Linked DNA regions of Mus musculus: region 1 is linked to region 2. A link is a contact called in ENCODE Hi-C or POLR2A ChIA-PET data. All regions are on one chromosome and are shown on one strand. Each heading gives the region's core, a stretch centred on a gene start or an enhancer-like site at or near the end of the contact. The rest is flanking DNA. Distances are from core to core; before and after follow the strand shown. Region 1 holds the start of Pask (PAS domain containing serine/threonine kinase). Region 2 holds the start of Sned1 (sushi, nidogen and EGF-like domains 1).

Region 1 (2,700 bases), core at 185-2,684, 110 kb before region 2:
GTTGAATATAGACTAGACTGCATGCCTAGAAAACAAGACAACGCCTTGTAAACTCAATTTCCGGAGCTCCTTTTTATCCATCTCTCTGCCACAACCCATTCGCTTCAAAGCAGACTTTTCCATTCATGCCGCGTGAACAAACTGGACTTCGTAGATTCCCCACGCCTGAAGCCTCAGTTTCCCAGTGAGCTGACGGAGGACGGTTCCCTGCCCCCTCGCCTGTCAACTTCGGAGCTTTAAGACTAGGTTCCTATAGCCACGGCTTCCTTGCCAATCTCCCTGGGCGGGCTCGCGCCACGTTTTTCCCCAGGGTCTTGTCTTTCTGGCCGCTACCGCCCTCGGGACGGGACTCCCGGGCTCCGAGCCTCCCTGGCTGTCCAGCCATATTGGCAGCTGTCAGAGCTCTGTGGCTGTGGCCGGAGGCTGGAGGCCGAATTCCGATCCCGCAAGAGGCCGTGACCGCCCAGCCCGAAGCTCGCCGCTCCCCGGTCACCCACAGGGGCCGCTCACCCTCCATCATCTCCTGCGACTGTTGCTGCCCCGCGCCGCGCTCTGCCGCCATATTGGCTGCTCTTTCCCTTTCCGGAATCTGTCGCCTTAGGCCATGGGCCAATCAGGATTCCAGGTCCAATAGGCCAGCCAATGGAACAAAGTATAGAAGCGCGAGCTGACAATGCTTGCGCGGGCGCAGTGTTTCATGGGGATTGTAGTTCCCACAGGCTCCGGCTCCACCTGGGTTAGGGGTTTGATGAATGAGTAGAGTCTAGGCGAGCACGAAGAAAGCAGACATCCCGGAAAGTCTTTAGGCAGCATGGGAGACACTTCAAGCTTGCGGATTCGCTCAAGTCACTATGCCAACTTCGGAGGCGTAGAGGTACTGCGGACAGGAGAGTTCTACAGGCCACAGGTGAAGCCGACTAGACTTGCACCCCCGACTTCGGGAGCCTCACTTCACGGTGAGCCGGTAGGCGAGGGAAACCAGTTTATTCTGCGCCTGCGTGCTGATACACTGGTGCCACAGGCCACCTTTAGGGGATGCTTGGAGAAGGCGGGAGGGGCCGCGGTCCGGTCCTGGGGCTCACGTTTGCGGCCTCCAGCCCACGGCGAGCCACTGTGTCGTCCGCTTCTCACTGTCCTCGCCTTGGAAAGGTGGCCGTCGTAAGAAGGGCTGCACGTCGCTCACCGTCCTCGGTTCTCCCGTAAGAGTAAACTGCAGTCACTTGGAGTGGGGCGTGGAGGGGGGGGAAAGGCGCGAAGAAATCGGGTCTTTTGGCTCCTCCGAGGCTCTGTAGTGGGTGTCCGGTGCGTCCCTAGCAACTGTTTGCGCGCGCTCAGCTGCTTGCTTTCACTGAGGTCCGCCCATCAGGGTGTCTGGTTGGTTCTTGGTCCCTTGTTATGCTGCCTAAGTCGTTCTGCGATTGGTCGGTGGGCCAGAAGCGCGCGGATCTTCACGTTGTGAATCCGACTGAGACTTGCGCCAGCCTGGGGTGAGACACCAGCCTTCGAAAAACCTCCGGGTGGCGGCGAGTGTTAGTTACGCATTGTCGTGGAGTGGCTCTGGCCCTTTCCTCGCGCGCCCGCACTCCCTCCGCCCAGCCCCGGCCCCAGAGTGGTGGCGGGTTCTGGCCGTTTGACCCGCGCTCAAGAGCCGCCAGCGCCCGAAAGCCTCTGATTGAACTGGAAGCTTTGCTTTAAGGTTAGACTAGCGGGCCAGTGAGCTCTGGGGAGTCACTTATCTTCACCCCCTAATTTCGGGATTACAGTTATGTGTAGCCACGTCTGGCTTTTTATGTGGTTAAAGATTTAAACGCAAGTCCTCATGCTTGCATAGAAAAAAACTTTTAACAAAGGGAGCCGCCCAGTTCCTGTAATTACTTTTAAGATAAAAATTTGTAGCATTAACAATTTAGTTTGAAGAATGGTATTTTTTATATAAATTAAGATCTCATATCAATATATTCTGAGGTCATACAAGGTCTAAAAAAACAGTAAGGTTTTGTGACTTTGGCAGTGTATTTAGAAGCCATAATTACATGTCCTAACTTTGTCAATAGGTTGGTTTTAAAAGTAGAAAAACCACGGTATGATCGTATCATTGTTTGCTGTAACAGTAATTAGTGCATTTAGATACCTAGAGAAGATGCCTGTACATCTTTCACATTAAAACACTCTACTTGAAAACTGCTATCTAACACCTACTCATCTTTATTTTGTTTGAGTCTGGTGGTGTCACATATAGCCTTGAACACTGTCGCTACTCATCTCTTATTTCATAATGAGTTGTTGCTTTTTAGGATCACATACTGAGTGCATGTGCCTGTGTATGTAATATGCAGAATAGTGAAGGCAAATAGTCATACTTTATCAGTCAGTGGTGGAAGGTTTGCCCAATAGGTGACTAGCTCTGGGTTTAATACCCACCTTCACACAAAAATACCAATTGTCAGGCTGATGGTGTCTTCCTCTCTTCCCAGCACTTCCAACGACTCTGGAGACCTTGCCTCAAAAACAAAACAAAACAAAAAACAAAACAAACCCCAAAAGGAAACAAAGCCCTACAGTTTGGGCCCAGCATTATGGCTCAGTGGGTAAAGGCACTTGCTGCCAAGGTCTGACAATTTTGGACCCACATGGGTAGAAAGAGAGAAGTGACTCCTGAAAGTTGTTTTCTGTCATCCATGGTTGTGCTTTCTCTCTTTC
Region 2 (2,700 bases), core at 16-2,515:
GTGAGTGTGCCAGTGGAGGCGGTGATAGTGGATGTGGTGGCACTAATGGCAAAATCATTGGTAGAGCTAATGGTGATTGGTGTTGGATTCGGCAGAGGGTGTGTGAGAAGATGGTGCTTTAACTATAGACTACGTTGGCTCTGGCGTTTCTAAGTGGATTTGAGTAATTCAGGAGGCTCATTTCACTACAGATCATCCCTTTGTGCACAGGTGACTGGCGCAGGGTCAGACCCTGAGAACATGGAGGCTGGCACTCAGGTTCTGCAATCCACTGAGACCTCTCCAGCATTCGTGTCTGGGGCTGGAGTGAGGAATTACCCTTGGGAGCCCTGTTTAGAGGGTCTGATCTTGGTGGCCAACCTCCAGGGGACTAAGATGGGGAGGGGAAGGGGTAAGCCCCTCTACACTGCCCCTAGCTGCCAGCCCTGCCCAGCGCAGGTCTCCTGCAACTAAGCAAATCATGCCCGAATTCCTTCTGGCTGTGGGCCTTGGGTGTTAACTGTGGGTGAGGTTGAAATGGCTTAGAGAGGGCTGAGACCATCACAAGCCAGATACCCCACTAGGGTAACTGTGGCCAGAGGCCATGTGCCTACTACCACATAGCTCACTGTGAAGGAACAGGATCGAAGGCTCCCCACTAGGCACTGGGGGACCCGCAGCTCTGCGGAAGCCTGTCGAACTCTGCCAACGTCCCAAACAGGTCGGGCCTTGAGCAGCAGGGGCGCGCCGCGTTCCGCTGGCCTGGCTGTCGCCTAGGTGCCCTGGCGGTTGCTCGCCCCGCCCTGCCCACGCCTCTCCCGCCAGTCGCTGTCCGGCCTTGGCCGCGGGAGAGAGGAAGCGCTGTCCTCATTCCACCTCTGGCTGCCGCGGTGCCAAGTTGCTGGCGGCGGCAGCGGCAAGAGTTGGGGTGGAGGGCAGCGGCGCCCTCCCCGGAGCCCCCTCGAGCTCGGGGTTACTCACGTAGAGTCCGGAGTGCTCGGCGCCGAAGAACGGAAAGGGCACCGAGAGTGGTTGCAGCCCTGAGCCGCCGTCGTCCTGCTTCGGGGTGACGGTGTCGCCGCGCTTCGTGCCGAACGGGTAGAAGTCGGCGAGGGCCACGGCAGCGCGCACCCCGCGCGTCCCGAGCCCCAGGGCTGCGGCCAGCAGCAGCGCCCAGGCGGCGCCGAGGCGCATCGCCGGGATCTGAGGGCGGGCCACGGGGCTCGGGCAGGTGGCTGCAGTCACCGCACGACCGACTGGCCGCACAGTTCCCTTCCGCTAGCTCGCGTCGCACTCCGGAGACCCGCGCAGCTTAGGAAGGCGTGAGGCACGACTGCGGACCGCCTGCCTAACGCGGGGACCGGGGTTTAAATAGCCTGCCCAGCCGGCCACTCGGGAGGGGCGGGGAGAGGCGGGGTCATGCAAATAGTGGCATTTTTAACTTGCTGGTCCGCGGAGTGGGAGGGTGCGGGAGCGGAGCGTAGCTCCCAGGCCCTTCTGTGTCGAGGCTCATTAAAGCCGAACTAGTACTGGGTTGGCTCCACCTCCAAACCGAGGCCCTTTTGCTCTCTTGCATTTGGGCTATGTTGAGGTGAGGACTTACAGTCTCCTGTCACCAGCTTAAGGCCTGCCCACAGGAGGAGCGTGGGCAAACCCAGCAGTTCTGAAGCTGACTTGTTGCCCTAAGGCCTGATTTTGAACAGGCTTCCTGTGTGTCCTCTGGGGTCCCTGTCAGGCCAGAGCATCTGGCTTTTCCTGACAGAATGCCAGTCTGGGCCACTTCTCCCTACAACACTTACACAAACCTTGCGTGGCCACACCCCAGCCCTAAGTTAGGACATCAACTTTCAGAACCAGCTGAAACCTGTCCTAGGGTCTATTCCTTTTCTGGTTTCACTGAGGATGAACCTTGGGTCTGGGAGACTCGAAGACTTACTTAGCTTTCTCTCGTGTAAGGACTTTCCCCTATGGGATCAGTCATGCAGCACAGCTGGACAATGTTAGGGAAACCTGCGGGGTAGGCTGGTCACCCAGGCCCTGGGGGCAAGTTAGTTGCTGTGGCTCCTTAACCTTTCTCGATCTTCTTAAGAATTGCTTTGTAAGTGGCTGTCCTGCCTCAGGGGTGCAACCTGGTCTTTTTCTGTGTCCCCTTGGCGCCTCTTGGGGGCCTCAGTTCTCACCACCTTGTCTGCACCCAGATCCTACTGTTGGATAATGTGACTATAAGCCAAGTCTGGGATCCCCAAAGACAAGATGCTGCCTCTCAAAGAGAAGCAAGGAAGAAAAAGAAAAGCTACAGAAGTAGCAGCAGCTGCCCCGGAGATTCTGGTTTGTGCTGGCTTTGCATTTTTCTGGATTTCCCAAAATCTCTCTAACAAGCATGTGCTGTGTCTCAGTTCCACAAGGGACATTGCATATTATTTTTCAAGTATAGCAGAGAGTTCTCCGTGTGTCAGTCAGGGGTACCTAGCTTACACAGATCCTGTTCTTAGCAGACTCACCACTGTGATACGCCCAACCCTCAGCGTCGGGGACCAGGCACCAAATTTAAGGAGACCATTTTTGTTTGCACTGACCACGTCTACCCCACACCTGGTACATGGCTTGCCTTCCTCTGTCCCACCCCTCCAGCTTTGTGTAGTGATCCTGATTGGCAGAGGGGTAAGCCAAGGCTGGAGATGTGAAATGTTTTGCTGTACAGTTGGCTAGAGAAGATCAGCC

The links. A loop is a pair of places that touch in the nucleus more often than their neighbours do. ChIA-PET counts read pairs that join two places held with the same protein, here RNA polymerase II (POLR2A).
Region 1: a loop to region 2 is called in a map of gastrocnemius, with 2.9 times the contacts of the local background. The contact joins the promoter of Pask here to the promoter of Sned1 in region 2. A Hi-C loop is called at or near these places in 8 of 37 maps with a recorded cell type or tissue (adrenal gland, gastrocnemius, heart and 1 more). POLR2A ChIA-PET finds 5 or more read pairs at or near these places in 3 of 5 experiments (Patski and embryonic stem cell).

What each region holds. Positions count from the first base shown.
Region 1 is chr1:93,341,522-93,344,221 of GRCm38, reverse strand. It overlaps Pask (PAS domain containing serine/threonine kinase), which reads left to right and starts at 1,434. Exons shown (of 18, transcript NM_080850.2): 1 at 1,434-1,696. It overlaps Ppp1r7 (protein phosphatase 1, regulatory subunit 7), which reads right to left and starts at 594. Exons shown (of 10, transcript NM_023200.3): 1 at 511-594. The coding sequence starts at 562.
Region 2 is chr1:93,234,462-93,237,161 of GRCm38, reverse strand. Sned1 (sushi, nidogen and EGF-like domains 1) reads right to left here and starts at 1,265. Exons shown (of 31, transcript NM_172463.4): 1 at 961-1,265. The coding sequence starts at 1,173.